Linked DNA regions of Homo sapiens: region 2 is linked to region 1. Evidence: chromatin loops called from intact Hi-C (ENCODE). Cell type or tissue: PC-9. All regions are shown on one strand.

Region 1 (8,000 bases):
GGATGTGGGCAAAGGTCATCATGTTTCCACCAATAATTTGCCATGAGACATTCTCTAGTAAGGCTTTGGTCTTCTCCACTTATAATAGAATGAAGCTTTTGGGCTGTGTGATCTTGAAGGTTACCGTCCCTAGCCACCAACTAAAGGGTTTGCAATAAGATAAAGTAAGAAAAATTACTGCACAGGCATGTGGTTTGGCTATGGTTATCATTAGCAGAATCTGCATTCACATATTCTCTGTATGTCATTTCATCAACTGGGACTTGTGGAATCTGGGCAGGTGAAAAAGCAGCTTTCTGATGTTTGAAATATCTTGACACTTATCAATGTATGTGATTCCTGGTGGGTGGTGATTTTGATCATTGTTTGCTTATTTGAAAATGTTATGCTCATTAAATTTATAAATGTATGATTCTTGGCCTACGTTGTCCAAATTTGAATGGTTTCAAAAAGGAAACAGCTTTCTGTTCTTTTAGACAACATTCATCATCGTCCATCAATCAATCAACCAGCTGTCTTGGAATACTTACTGTCAATCACATTGATGCCAGCTTCTCAGTTACCATTGTTTTGACTCTGGGGAGGCAAAGAAAAGCGCCACGAGAAAAGGAAATGACAAGGAGTGCTTGTCCATGGCAGCCATTCATTTGGAGCCAGCAATGATGTTGTTGGCTTCCTCTAAAGCAGGGCTGCTGTTTTGTCATGTTATAATTCCTAAGTAAATCCCCCTTGAAGAGATCTAAATTAGAAAACTTGTAGTTTACCGTTTCCGGCTATACAGAATCTATTGAGCTGACAGGGTGACCTGTCAAAATTCATTCAAGACTAAAAAAACACTTTCATTTCAGTCAAACCTAGTGTTCTATTGCTCAGTTTTCCTTTTCTATCTAAGTATTTCTATTGCTTTCTAAATAAAAAATTAAATAAGCCATACGGGTTATAAATATTCATATTATTTGCATAGTACACAACAGTTTAGACAGTTTACTCTCTGGCATCTTATTTTGTCCTCACTATTATCTAGTGAACTTTGGCTTGGTGACATTTGGTAAACAGTGGCGCCAACACACAAAGTCAAATTTCCCAATACAAGACCAAAGCTGTATTCCACTATGCTGTGCAAGTGTTTCTGTCCTCCGAGGAGTGTAACATGCCCACAGTACAGGCTTTTACTATTTTTCCTAGCATCGCAGGACAGAAGGAGCACACAAAGCTGCCCAGGTGAGACAGAGTCAGAAATAAAGAAAGTCACCTGAAATAGTGTGAGAATCACTCCTCAGCTCCATATCAAGTAAAGCTCTTCATGCCAAGATGGTGACTTTAAATGTAATTCACTTTCATTCAATTCAACCATCTTTATACATCCTTCACATGGGGCTCTCCCACATCTTTTCCACAACCAGTGCCTGTATATCCTAACCACACAGTGCCAGCTACATTCGGTTTCTTCTTTCTACTGAAACATCACCCACTGTCTAGGTCCTTATCAACCCTCTCCTTGACTTTGCATCAAAGGAGGTCCCACATGGCACCCATATCAATCTGCACATTGTTGTTAGATCAGCCTTCCTGTGGCCGGAATAGATGCTCACCAAAGGTTTGCTTGAGTGACCTGTGCTGGAGAAGCTGATTACAGAATATAATAAAAACAGCAAAGAAATATTACAGAAATACCATAAGTTGAGCCAGAAATAAATATTTTTGCAGAAGATCTAAGAAAGCATTCCAAAGTAATTTCACATGTAACAGATTATGTTAATGCTATGCTCCCACTTCATACTCAATATTTAAGTTAAGATGTTTTGTTTTGGGGGAACAGGGTTATTAATTTGAAGCCTTATAGCATGAAAACTAACTGTTGATGAGATAGCCTCGCCATCATCAGTTCTTGCAAACTGTGCTTAAGGTGCCTCTCATCCCTTTGCACATTACTGCTTTCAGGAATGGGAGGAATATTTATAAAGTCAATCTTTTGGGATCATCCCCCAAAGGATGGGGTGAAAAGCTCTTCCCCAAAGGATAATGAGAAACAGCAAGGCTCGAGGCTTTTCTCTGTTTCTGGTAGTTACTTTCTAGCCTTTGTTTATTTCACCAGTTCTGTCTCCAGTTTAACTGTTGTTCTTCATTAGCTAACATTCAAGGCCCTCACCTTGAAAATGCAAACATCCCCTATTCCTGAGTAGGAAGATGAGCCTGTGTTATTCAATCTGGTCATTTCCTAAGAGAGCCCCAGGTCTGGTACAATTCAATGGAAAATTGGAACTAGAGTGAGGGGAATTTGAAACTAGGCTTTATTACTGCCTGTGTGGCACTAGGCAATATACTCCTGGAAAATAATTCTCCACTCTGAAATAAGGACAATAATGTTTTCTTTGCCTACCTTTCTATAGGTTTTTGTAAGGATAAAATGAGGTAATGTACAATAAGGTGACATAAATTGAAAAGTGATGTATAAATGTTAGTTGTGACTATTGTTATGAATAAAGAAGAAGTAGTTATTTACTTCAAAATCATGTAGAGTCCTATGTCAGTGAGATGTAGAAAGTGAAACCAACAAATGCCTTAGTCTCTAAGTAATCTTCAAACTGGAGTCTTGATCACCCCTTGAGGTACACAGAGCAGCATAAGGGACACAAAGGAATGATACAAAATTTTAAGCAAAATAATTTCTAGATCTTCAGTATATACATATCTTCTTTTTCCATAAGAAAAATCCAGGAGTTGAGGACTTCACACAGTTCTTACAATCTGACTCTCTCACTGTGACATCACTTTCACTAACAACTACAGGGAATCTGTCTCTTATCTTCCTTGGTCTCAAGACCTGAGGTATAAAATTTCTGAGGGATCCCAACAAAGTAGTCGTTAAGAATATTGATATCAGAAAGTCTACTTTAATCAGTTGCTTTAATTATTTTTAATAATAATCATTATAATAGCCTAATCCAGAAGTAATATTTTAGCACTTGTGTCTTATGGTCACAGGTCATTAAAAATAGGCTTAAATTTATATGTGTGCTTTATTACAGACAAGTAGAGATAAGTAATCATATTAAAATTTTTATAGATAAAAGTATACTACAAGAGAATAAAATAATACAAGGGCAATGGGATGAATGTATGATTGAAAGGAGAAAATAGAATGACATATTTCCAAATGGTATTAAGAATGAGCTTTCTCATGTATTTTTTAAAAGATGAGTTTATGGATTAAATCACTGTGGTATTTATATTCTATTAGAATCATTTAGAAGTTTTATTTAAAAACTAATAGTCTTTATTTAAAATGTCAATATTTATAGTACTTTGAAAATTATTAACTTTGCGGCTATTTCAATTTATGATGAAAAATTTAAAATATCAACTTAAAAATGTAAAGAAAGGTACATACATTTTCAAAATTATATTGAGACATGCTAACAAATTCTTTGAAGGTCAATGCTTTAGAGCAGTGGTTTTCAAAAGTTTGGTCCCCAGAGTAGCAACATCAACCTGAAATGTGTTTGAAATACAAATTTTGGGTTCCTGTCCCAGACTCTGAATCAGAAACTCTGGAGGTGGGACCTAGCAACCTGCATTTCAGCAAGCCTGAAAAGTGATTCTGGAGCATGCTAAATTTTGAGAAATATTTTTAAAGTCTTACAGAACTCATTCTTAGGATATTTGTCATTTCTCTCCCTTTGTCTTTCTCAATTCCTGTTTCCCATAGAAAATGACAAAGTTAATAAGCAATGCAGAGTTTAGAAATCTGTATGATTTACAAAGTACTTGACTGGTAAGAACTGGTCATAGTTGTAGGCTGAGGTGATAAAGGGTCTAGACTCTAGACTAAAGAGCAAATGATTCATCACTCTTTTGATTCTTGTCGTACGGTTGAAGCTGGTTTGAAAGACCTAGTGTTTACACCTTTGGTTACCTGGATAAGTTGACTGTCTGGAATTATTTCCTACTTGTCCCTGTGAATCATGACAATGCATTATCTGATTCCTCTAGCATCTGATCAGAGCCTAAAAAGACTCCTAGACACACACTAATGTAAATAGCTGTTAGGGTAAATGAGAGGTTACAATGAAGGGTGAGAAAGCTGGCTGGGGCCTGCCTGTTAAAGGGTACAGGGACATATGAGGACAGTTTACTAAGCTTCTGATGAGGGAATAATTTAATAACTTTGTGGACAAGATTACTAGTTATCTGATGGATTGGAGTTCTCACTGCTGTATCATAACTCCTCCACAGTCTAATTATTCAGCAAAATGACCAAACCTTAATTGGAAGAAGGAGGAGATATTTATATAATTAAGAGTATTGAAGGGATCAGACAACAGCAGATTCCATCAGAAGGTATACTTACAGTGTCTAGTATTCATCATAAGAAGTGGATTAACAATAACTTTTGTACTATCTTCCCTACAATGTTCTAAACACTGTACTTTTTATAGTAACTCTGTGAGATGAACACTATTATTCTAGTAGTCAGTTCTTATTACTCTTCTGCTTAAAAACCTACATATAGCTCCCATTCTTACTCAGAGTGAAAGAATAAATCTTTACAGTGGCTTATAAGGCCTGATGCAGTCCCATTTCCTCTTTGCTCTCCTGTTGTTCTTGACTTCTGGTCTTTCTGCACATTCTTTTGCTTCACTGGGCTCTGGTCACACTGGCATTCTTGTTGTTCTGTCAACACCCCAGGCCAACTTCAGCCACAAGGCCCTTACATTTACTGTTCTTTTTGCCTGGAGCACTCTTTCCCAGCATATCCACATGGCTTCTTCCATCACCTGCTTCACTCTTGATTCAAATGTCATGTTTTCACTTACACCCATAGGGATCATATTATTTAAAAATTTTCCTCCTTCCACATCACAGCAATTTCCATCTTCCTCCCCTACTTTATTTTCCATAGTACTTGCTTGCTACCCTCTAACATGGTATAATTTTTTTTTTTTTTTTTAATGGAGTCTCACTCTGTCACCCAGGCTGGAGTGCAATGGTGAGATCTCAGTTCACTGCAACCTCGGCTTTTCAGGTTCAGATGATTCTCCTGTCTCAGCCTCCTGAGTAGCTGGGACTACAGGTTCCCGCCACCAGGCCCAGTTAATTTTTGTATTTTTAGTAGAGACGGGGTTTCACCACATTCGCCAGGCTGGTCTCGAACTCCTGACTTCGTGATCTGCCCACCTCAGCCTCCCAAAGTGCTGGGATTACAGGCGTGAGTCACGGCACCTGGCCAGTATAAAATTTACTTATACATTTTGTTTACTGGAATAGTTGTTTGTCTATTGGCTTGCTGCTCCTTCTCTGCCTTCCGTGTTCCTCTAAATGACAGAAGGCTAGAAGCTTCTAAGCTACATTTCCCAGATATCCTTACTACTTATCTTCTGGATAGATTCTGTCATTGAGAGGATCTGTGAGGAGACTGACAGGAGGAAAAAGAGAAGTCATTTTATTTTGTTTCTATCCCTATCTTGGATCACACCAATAGCTCTGGCAATCACTGAGGGCTCCAGGGTACCATCCTAGTCTGTGGGATTCCAACAGAAGCAGCAGCAGGGGCTCCTGAAGTCTTGATGGCCTAACACTCTTGGAATTTAGCTTGGGGTAACAGTGGTAATAGACTTTGGACTTGGGGCACCTACAGTGCCAGTAGGAGTAGAGGCTTCTAGCTTCCTGTAAAGCAGCAGTGGTAAAGATTTCAATAGGAGCAGAAGCAGCAGCGTGTGCTCCTGCAGTCTCATAGACATGGCTAAGATGGATGGTACCTTTATTCTGGTGACAAACATTTCCTTTTTTGCCCTTCTAGTTATTGGGATGGCAATTCCTACTTCTCGATAATTTCCTGTTTCTCTTTTCACCTTTCAGCTATTTCAACATTTTAAATAACTGAATCCTTACAATAAATGTTCTCTGTTGGAAATGTCTAAGTGGCTCCTATTTTTCCTAAATGGGTCTTTGTTGATATGGTACATTAGAGTCTGCTGCCTGGTGGTGAATCTGGAAACCCTTGTTGCCATTACTATTGTCACTGTCTGAGGCACCTCCAAAAACAGAGCAAAAAACCTTTTCCTGTCTTCTGCTTTTCAGTCTTCCACAAATGCCCTTTTTTTGTAGAACTTACAGAGATGCCAGCTGACCAGTGAGTTAGAGAAATGTAGGCTTCTAGTCCCCTATGTTACTGAGATGAGGGGTAGGGATGGAGCGGCGACAATAAATAGCACATTTATGACTTCCTTGACACAAAAGTAAATTCTACAAATGAAGTGATTTTGATAGTTTTGTTCACTGTTGTGTTCTTACCATGAAAACTGAGCCTAGTCGTTAGCATTCACTCAGTCAATACTAGATCTCACCATTTGTATATGAGGAAATTAATTTACTAAAAGATTAAAGAAGTTCCTGAGTAACAAGCCAAAAACGGCAGAATTAAACTCAGGTCTCATTGATATCAAACTGTATACATTTTCATTTGTGCAGGAGAACTAACATACCAAAATTCTACTGTTGGTAAGGCCTGGAGGCAGAAGAGTGAGCAGGAAAAGGGTCCGTGGATAAGAGTCAAGAAACCTAAGTTCTAGATTGAGCTCTGGCTTTCTTGACCATGTGACCTTACTTCACCTTTTTGGGTCTTGATAATTGAATCAACAAACATTTACTTAATGCCTTCTTTCTATCATACCATATAGCTATGATAACATTTAGCAAAAGTTATCTTTTCCAATGATTCGTCAAGCCGTGATGATGCAAGAATGTCTCAAATATTTCCATGACTCTCCATCTCCTCTGCCACGACACTAGTCTCACCTAAGTTCTCACTTTGTTTGTATTTTGCCTGTTTCCAACAGACTCCACAAATTAGCCAGAGTAGGAGATCATATTTAGTGAAAATGAGAGTACTCTCATGCATTCCCGTCCTTAATATGATCTTCAGATCTTGCCTGATCTGTTCCCAGTCTAACTCACTAAACCCATTTTATGCTACTTTTCTCCTCACCCTGGCACAGTGTACTTGGTTACTAGAAAGCAATTAATTCTTTTTTTGTCTCACGACTTTCCCATATGTTATTATGCCGTCTTCCTAGGGTACTCTTACTCCTCTCCTTTGTCTAGGATACCTCTATTAATCATTTAGACTGTAGCTTAAATGAAAGGTGCTCCCTGCCTGCCAATCTGAATCATGGCGCACCCTTTTATACAACCCTTCTGTTTTCCTTTGTAGCACTTTTCAAAGTTTATAACTATTTTAAAATAATTTTTAAATACTTTTATTCATGTCAGAATGAAAGCTCCACAAGAAAAGGAAAAGCATGCTTTATTCAGCACTAAATCTTCACTATACACCCCACATGCTATTTCTACAACCCAGATGCTAGATAAGCGTCTGTTGAGTGAATGAATGACTAAGAAACCATTGAAAGATTTTAAAGAGAGACGTGACTGGATCTTATGTATAATTTTTTAGGTCACTCTGCATTTTAATTTCCCCAGTGTGAAATGAGGATTAGAAGATATATATGGTACCTACCATTCTCACATTTCATAATTTTGTTTTCTTACACCTGTGGCAGAATTCTTAAAATTCCTCTGATGTTTGGCTTATTCCTCTCTTGTGACACACGTAAAAGACTGGTCTTAGAGCTCGCTTGCTACATAAGAGAGAAAGACAGGTGAATTTGCTTAGTAGCTCATGGCAAACATGATAAAGTCTGTATCACCAAACAAGAATATGTGTGTAAAGTCAAAGATACATGAACACGATCTTGCTAATTTCCAAACTGGACTTTTTGTTTTCTCTTTTGAGATTCCTTTGAGTCAGAATAATTAACAAGCTTGGAGAGACATCTCAAACCCTTCAACAATGCCCTTGAATGTGGGCCTACACATGCTTGATTTAGATCACTAAAACTCTACATTTTTATTTAATCTCATCAGCATGGGAATATGCAGAATTCGTGATTTGTAGAGGTCTAGAGATAAATTTAACTCCCTGGATTAGCTGCCATTTT
Region 2 (8,000 bases), 270 kb after region 1:
ATTGTGCCTGGCCAATATTCCTTACTTATGCTGAAAAATTTCATTGCTTTTACAATTAAATTTTAATTAGGCTGGAGATTATCTGGTAACCCCATTCCCAGCTCAATCACCAACTCTCTAAGCAGAAGGAAATTTTTCATCTCTCTTGCCATAGTGAGGTCAGGATTAGTGAGGTGACAAGATTAAATATGAGCTAAGCTATGACACTTGTTTTCCACAGTTTCCTGAGCCCCCCTCCCTCCTTTTCTCTTTCTTCCTTCTTACCTCCCTTCCTCTCTCCTATTTATTCTTCCTACCTTTTTGTTGTTGCTGTGAGTGTCTTCACCTGTTTCCTTCCTTCCTTTATATTCCTGGTAATGTTTCAAATTTATTGGCATGGGCAGCTTCTCATAATAGGTTTGTTTTTATTATTTTTCTTGTTATTACTAAAACATGTTAATAGATAGATTCTAACTCTATGGCACAACTAAGACAGTTGTGTTACATTCTTTTCCGTGTTGGGGCTAATTAGAATATTAAGTTTACAAAGAATGCAGAAAAAGCGAACAAGATGAAGCACGTTTCCGTCTTAAACAAATGAACTCTAAAGAAATAGGAAGTAACATGATGACAAGCTTTTAAGAGATGTTGCAAGTAGAGGAAAGGGTTTGTTTAAATCTCTCCCCAAGCACCCCCTACACCTACCCCCAGCCAACACAGATGCTTATGTATTAGTGGCCCACACGGTACCTAATTATCAACGATGGAAATAGATGTCTCAAAATTGTTTCAATTATCCAGGGGTTCCCTTAAAAAAGGAGAGGAGAGCAAAAGTTTAAAACTTGGCTTGAAGGTATTAAAGAGCAAATCTGATCTAATTGATTAAGTTACACCTTTCCTTTTTGGCAGTATCTTAATACCCCTAGGATCTCAGTATTTCAGCATATTGGTTTCCTGTACTTATCTAGAATAAAGAAACTCAGCAATTTGCCTATAGGATAGTAGAGCCTTGAACTAAATTTATCTCATTATTGTTCACTTGAAACCTTGGGGACAGCTGTAGTTGAAGGGACCTTAAAGTCCCTTAAACTTCTCAGCATTTGCAGGTTCACTTTTAAGGTGCACTAAAAAGCAACTAGTATCCTAAGCTAAAAAAAAAAAAAAAAAAAAAAAAGAAAAAGAAAAAGTAGATTTAAGTATACCAATGAGCATGGACTCTGTTTATGTTTTGAAATCCATTTGCTACTCATTTTCCTCGTTTTTAAATCCTATTATATTTACACCTGGGCATCCATTTCTCTGAAGAGAGAAGAATGAAGGATCTAAAATGTCAGAATAACAGTGATTCTCAACAATTATTGTCGGCACTCTTTCATGAAGAGATTTAAAGCTCTTTGCTTATCTGACTTAATTCCTGCCGGAAGGACAGTACAGAGGGATTACGGTTTAAATATTGCAGTTAGAAGCACAAAGTGGAACCTGGACTTCCCCGACCTTGGAAGAAAAATAGTAAAGTGTGGTTCCTATAAAATATTATAGGAACTTCAGACATAGAATGGAGCATCCATTTATAGTGATTTAAGTTCCAGTATTGAAACAGGCCTTCTATTTTTATTTCAATCTCCCTCCCCTTTATTTTCTTTGTTTTGTGATTCACCCCAAAACGTATCTTCTTATACGGTAATATTAACTAGTACCTTAGTCAAAGATTGATCTCCAGAAGTTTGTTTAGGAAATTCCTTGTGTTACTTGTCTAGCAGTTAAACTGCCTAGTGGAAACAACAGCTCAGCTAAATAGTGTGATGCAATCGTGATAGCTGCTGTTCATCAGGCATTTACCCTGGACCAAGCACTGTACCCTGAATATCATGTGGCTTTTTCTCCACACTCAGGACAAGCTTGCAGTGGGCAGTAGTATTATCTCAGCCTTGAAATGAGTCACACAAGGTTTTGCAGCAGAGAGAACTGTCCTCTTTTTCAGCCCTGTACAGGGGAGGAGCAAGGGTGCTGCAGTGAGGGGATCTGGAGTTGAATCTGGCTTAGTAGCTGTGAAAGATTGGGCAACTTATTTCACGTTTAGGAGTTTCAATTTACTTAACTGGCAAATGGAATAACAATGTCTACTTCACAGCTTACTGCGATGATCATATAAGACATAAAGAACTTAGCGAAGTGCCTAGACTGTAGATCACAGTACGTGTTAGCTTTTTGTGTTTTATACATCAAGCGTAAGTCTTATTTTTTACATCTGTCATATTACCCTTTCCCCAGTATTCAGAGTATTTGAGTGTATACGTACGGGTGGTAAGTGTTGTTTTTCATTGAAAGTGCAGATCCTAACTTTTTTTTTCATGCAGTAATCCTCAAAAAGGTAGACGTCTACCATAATTCAGTCTATTGCTCCAATTGGAGGATGTACAGTTGTTTTAGGAGTTAAGGAATTGAGTTTTTTCTTTTTTGCTTTTCGTCTTTTTTTTTTTTTTTTTTTTTTTTTTTTACAAATTCTTTTATTCTTTTCTTCTCCAAATTCAGGCAAACAGTATTAAACACTTTGTTTTAAAAATAGATTGTGTACGTGTGTGTGTGTGTTTATGAGAGAGACAGAGAGAGAGATGGGAGAGGGTGAGAATACACAGTAAGGACTTGGAACATATTCTTTGTGTGAAATGTTAAAAAATTGTTCACGGTGGCTGGGTGCGGTGGCTCACGCCTATAATTCCAGCACTTTGGGAGGCTGAGGTGGGTGGATCACGAGGTCAGAAGTTCAAGACCAGCCTGGCTAAGATGGTGAAACCCGTGTCTACTAAAAATACAAAAATTAGCCGGGTGTAGTGGCAGGCACCTGTAATCCCAGCTACTCGGGAGCCTGAGGCAGAGAATTGCTTGAACCCGGGAGGCAGAGGTTGCAGTGAGCCGAGATCATGCCACTGCACTCCAGCCTGGGCGACAGAGCAAGACTCAGTCTCCAAAAAAAAAAAAAAAAAAAAACAACTATTCAAGGTTTCCCAATAACCTTCTTGGGCTTTGAAGCTAGAGAGCGCTTTGGAATTCATGCTCCATTATATGTGTGTCTTAATGCTATATACTGTTGTAGGTCAGCAATATTTATATACATAAGTTTATATATATGTATATATAGATCTTTTGTAAATAGAGGGTGGATACTTTGTCCCCACCTTTTCCCATCCTAGCATGCAGTATAATGATTTGAACACGGCAAGGACACCACAAAGGCACAGGAAGACATCCTGCAATGTACATATAGTATGTGCCTTATGTACAGTAAGGGCCCTGAATTTAAAGTTAAAACCTAGATTGGAGAATTCTAACTTTGTGTTATCGTGAGCAAAGTAGTTTACTTAAGTCTCTGATTCTGATTCTTCCTTGACAGAAAGGGAATACAGGTGACTTTCTTATAGAGTTAGCTGAGGATTAAATTAATAGCTGTATGAAAATGCTCTATAAACTGTTAAGGACTATACAGATGGGTGAGTGATGGTGTCATTTATGGAAATCAGTAGATGCCATTACTCTCCATACTGTCGATACATAGTCTCCCATTTCTTCTTATCAGACTGGCCTACCTAGTCTTCCGGTAAAAAGAATATCCCGCAGATACAAATTACCATTACTGGAACAGAGGACTCACTTTTAGAGCAGATGTACAAATGAAACTCCAAAACAAGCCACAAATCTACCAGGAAAGAGAACCAATATGTGTGGTATTATATCGCCAAGGATACCTGAGTCATTTCATAGAAATTGAGCTGTGAGTGCCTCCCAGAATGAATGGTTTCTGAACGTGTTTCTGTTAGGAATGATGCAACCTTCAGTAGAGACCAGAGATTTAAGAATTCTATACTGTGAGTCATTTTAAAAGACAATCAAAGAGTATGTGTGGAAGCATAGACAATAACTTTCACCTCTAGCGTCCAGGTGTTGAAGGAGGTCAGCTACCAGGGAAGGACTCCTACGACTTTGGGTGCCACTGCGTGAGGCTTTGTCTTGGACCAGGGGGTAAAACATATCTCAGGCAGGACGCTGAGCTCTAGGTAGGGCTATCGTTTTTGTAGAAGCGTGACTTCTTGATACAACAAAGTAAGAGCTGAGGAAGGAACAGGGAAAACCAGTTTGGGCCCAGAGGGGAAAGAAATGATAGTGTAGTAGCCCGCGGTTTTGCAGGCAGTTGGGAGTAGCAAGCCACCCTTAGGGGGAGGATAATGTTTTCTCTACCTTAAGGGAAAATGATAGCTGACTTGCAGAGCAGTGTGCTGAGACAGACATGCTGCTACTGCAGTGGAAGGGGGTTGCAACGTATTGTCTTCTGTCTGGAGAGAGAGAGAGAGAGAGCGCGTGTATGTCACGTCTGTGTCCATAAAGCTCTCCGATCTGCCCACCAACCCTGTCCCCCACCAATAACATCTTAAAGAGAAGAGGTACAGGAATGTTTTACAGTGAAAAGATTACAGGGCTGGAAATTAGAAGCCACAAGTTCTAATTATGTCTCATTGCTAACTTCTGGTGTGATATTTTCTCTGGGTCTCTCATTTATCGGGGAGTTAAACTAGGTATGTCCAGTAGGGGTGAGGGGTAAGAGTTCTCTGCCCATCCAGGGTTTCTACTAGAAGAATTTTGACTCTACAGATAATTGTGTCTTCCTGTATTGCTGAGGAATGTCCAGGTTTGTTTTATTGAGGGGCAGGGGAGCACATAGATGTCCAGTAGTCAGGAAGGTGGTTTGCAGGCCTTTAATCAGCACTGAGAAGAGGGAAAACTAACTGCAGTTCAGTTCTCAGTTCCACCATTCACTGGAGTGCTGCTTTCAACTTTTGAGCTCCTGTTTCTACACCTCTAACGTATCAGTGTCATCTCACCCTGGCCTTTTTCTCATGATGGTCGTGACTTTAGGAAACATGTAAGAGTAAGCCGACCTTAACACGAGTACCTGCTGTATGACAGTCACTCTGACAAATGCCTCCCAGTGTCTGCTCTGTGAAGGTAACTGTGAATGATATTACTGGTCAGGTGGGGTTGACAGAGGTGGCCCTGGCAGGAGACACTAAATGAAAGGTCATTTTACCCTCCTGGGGAGATAAAGTTGCAAAATTACCGATCAAGTCTGTCAAATCTTTTTAGACTGGGTTTCCAAATCCATACCCTCAGGCAACTAGAACAAGGCTGGCGAGCTCCACCCCCGCCCCTTCCCAAGGTGGGTGCCAACATGCTGCCCTTCAGCAGGGAGGACACAGCTGCCTCTGGGGCCAGTGCCCAGGGCTAGCCACAAAGCTGGCTATGGCCTCCCCAAGAAGACCCAGGACACATTACTCCCTGCAGAGGTTTTGCTGCTTTGTGGCACGGTCTAAGTGTCGCCCCACTCCCACCACCTGCCAGGCCCAGTGGGCTCCTGGCTGGTCCTCACGGTAAGTGAGTAGCAGACAGCCCACCTGCTTGATGTCAACATTTGTGGGCGCGGCCCGGGAAGAATGTGCCGCTCCCAGCCTCCTTGGCTCAGGTAATTAATCCCCGCAACTGACAGGTGGCAACAGGCGGCCCTTTGGCTGGAGCCATCAGGAAAAGTGCTTGGAGGAAGGATTTTTTTAAAAAAATGATCAAGAGCACAATTCGTACATGTCTGGCAGCTAGACGGCTGTGGCAGGAAGGGAGGCAGGGAGAAGTAAATACCTTGCCAAGACGACTGTGGGGCCAATGTTGGGATCTGCGTCTGCCTGATCATTGTGATAGATCCAAAAGGATATGGTGGCCTTGGACTTGTTTGCAAGCTCACTTTGCAGAATTCCCCTTCCTTTGATGTGGATACAGTCTTAAAATGGAATGCCTCATTTGTGAATCAAAAAATCCGGGGCCAAAGTTGGAGCCCCAGAGGAGAAATAATTTGCCCAAGATGATGCAGTAAGTCAGTGGGCAGGTAGAGGACTAGAAGCCAAACTCAATGCCTCTTGGCTTTGTTTCCATGATTCACTGGGCAATATTTACTGCCCCATTATACACATGTAGTTTAGAAATAGAATGACAAAACTGGGGTCCTAGTCAAAGGAAGGATGATCAGTTGCCTCTTGAAAGATATTAGTGTTTTCAATCTAACCACTTAAAGCTGACTTCTCAAGAGAATGCCCCCACCCCAACCCCAGACCACCTGTACCCATTCACCCCCCCTACTTTTTATTTTTGGTAGTTCGGGACACTGACTATCAGAACACATTGACCTGATGTTTATTAGGATGGATATATTAAAAGCCATTGAAATGAACACTTTTCCTTTTTCTTTTTTTTTTTTCTTTGAGACAGAGTCTCGCCTTGTCTCCCAGGCTGGAGTGCAATGGCATGATCTCAGCTCACTGCAACCTCCACCTCCTGGGTTCAAGTGGTTCTCCTTTCTCAGCCTCCCAAGTAGGTGGGATTACAGGCACGCGCCACCACGCCCAGCTAATTTTTGGCACGACCTCAGCTCACTGCAACCTCCGCCTTCTGGATTCAAGCGATTCTCCTTTCTCAGCCTCCCAAGTAGGTGGGATTACAGACATGTGACACCACACCCAGCTAATTTTTGTATTTTTAGTAGAGATGGGGTTTCACTATGTTGTCCAGGCTGGTCTCAAACTCCTGACCTGAGGTGATCTGACTCGGCCTCCTGAAATGCTGGGATTACGGGGGTGAACCACTGCACCCGGCCAACACTTTTTAAACATTACATTTTTTAAAAAATAATATCTTTCTCGATATGAAATTTAAAATGTTTTTCAAGTGAGTTTTTTTGTAGAGGACAAATCCAAAGTATAGTATATAATTAGCCCATATAACTTCATGTGATAATCAGTGTCTTTGAAGCAGACCAAACTGAAGCTGTGTCTCAGCGCTAAGGGTCTTTTTACATTTTACTGAATTGGATCTTTAGAATTAATTTTTCAAACCCTCCTTATCAAAAGTTATTGTTGGACCCTCAAATTTTTATTTTCATGTATCTCATTTCTCTTCCCTAAATCTTGCCTCCCACCAGATTAGCTGCCAGAACTTTATCTGGTTCTCTGGCAACCCTCCATCTGTTTTGTATGATTTTTCATTCCCAGCAGTTCTAATTATTGATTTCATCACCCTCTTACCCTTATAAAAGGACATTTTTAATTTGGCAGTCCCAAGGAATATAGCTTATAAAAAGAAAAAAAATTAAGTCACTGAATGTTTTAGGAGAGCACTAAGTTAAGACAGACTTTGTACTTGATTAACGGAATTGTTCTGAGAGCTTTAGAGCTTGACTTTTTTTTCTTCCTGTCAAGTATTTTGGGTTATTTGAGATAGTACAGACAACACTTTACCTCTTAAGTTTTTTGAACTAGAAGCCATAAATTAGAAGTGCACCTGGCATTTCCTGTTTGTGACTAGTGGCTATCTTTTAGATAACAGTGAAGTCCTCAATGTCCTTGATAGGTTCTTGGTAAACTGCGACCTTAAACAAAATGATGTGCAGGAGATCTTCGAGTAATTGTTTCATACAATGTTATTTTCTTATAACAGTGATGAGAAAAACAAATTGTTTTGTTATATGTGTTTTGCTTAAAGTTACAGTTCCCAAAAATCTATCAAAAATGTTAAATGAGGATTCATTGTATTTGTAAATCTCATTATTTTTCTCTCTTTTTTAAAGAAACTAAATTCAAATTCATTCAGAAAGCCAGGCATAAAGTGAGACTAATATGTTCGTTGGTGTATTTAAGCCTTTCTTAGAGTTTTCTTTTTTTTAAGACCTCAGTATAAGAACATGCCAGACGTGAATTGATCTGGAATTGCAGACTCGGGAGGGCTTTGATGCTACTCTATCTAGTTGCCTTCCTTGAAGAGGGATTGAGAAGAGAGGTAGGTTATAGAATTAATGATTTTTTTTTGTTCCGTGAGAGTTTATTTCATCCATAGTCTCTAAGATTTAGGGCTCAAGATAGCCATGTGATTTGAGATTTGCATGTAGTATGGCATTTCTTCTGGGAGAGGATGAAAGAGCTAAAGTTCTT

What was found. Hi-C counts contacts between places; a loop is a spot of excess contacts. Peaks named below come from ENCODE experiments on the same cell type or tissue, not always from the same donor. Only the 100,000 strongest peaks of a DNase experiment are listed, where the experiment ranks them.
Region 2: it touches region 1 in a loop (15-fold over the local background); 2 of 110 quality-filtered maps call a loop at or near these places.

What each region holds. Positions count from the first base shown.
Region 1 is chr3:189,568,611-189,576,610 of GRCh38, forward strand. No RefSeq gene overlaps it. Among named protein-coding and RNA genes, the nearest start is that of TP63, 59 kb to the right of the region's middle. In PC-9, no CTCF peak of the experiment used is centred here; a DNase peak (open chromatin) is centred at 3,851; H3K27ac peaks cover 4,108 bases.
Region 2 is chr3:189,837,912-189,845,911 of GRCh38, forward strand. All of the region lies in intron 4 of TP63 (tumor protein p63), which reads left to right. Among named protein-coding and RNA genes, the nearest start is that of MIR944, 12 kb to the left of the region's middle. In PC-9, no CTCF peak of the experiment used is centred here; DNase peaks (open chromatin) are centred at 3,790 and 4,100; H3K4me3 peaks cover 1,371 bases; H3K27ac peaks cover 3,174 bases.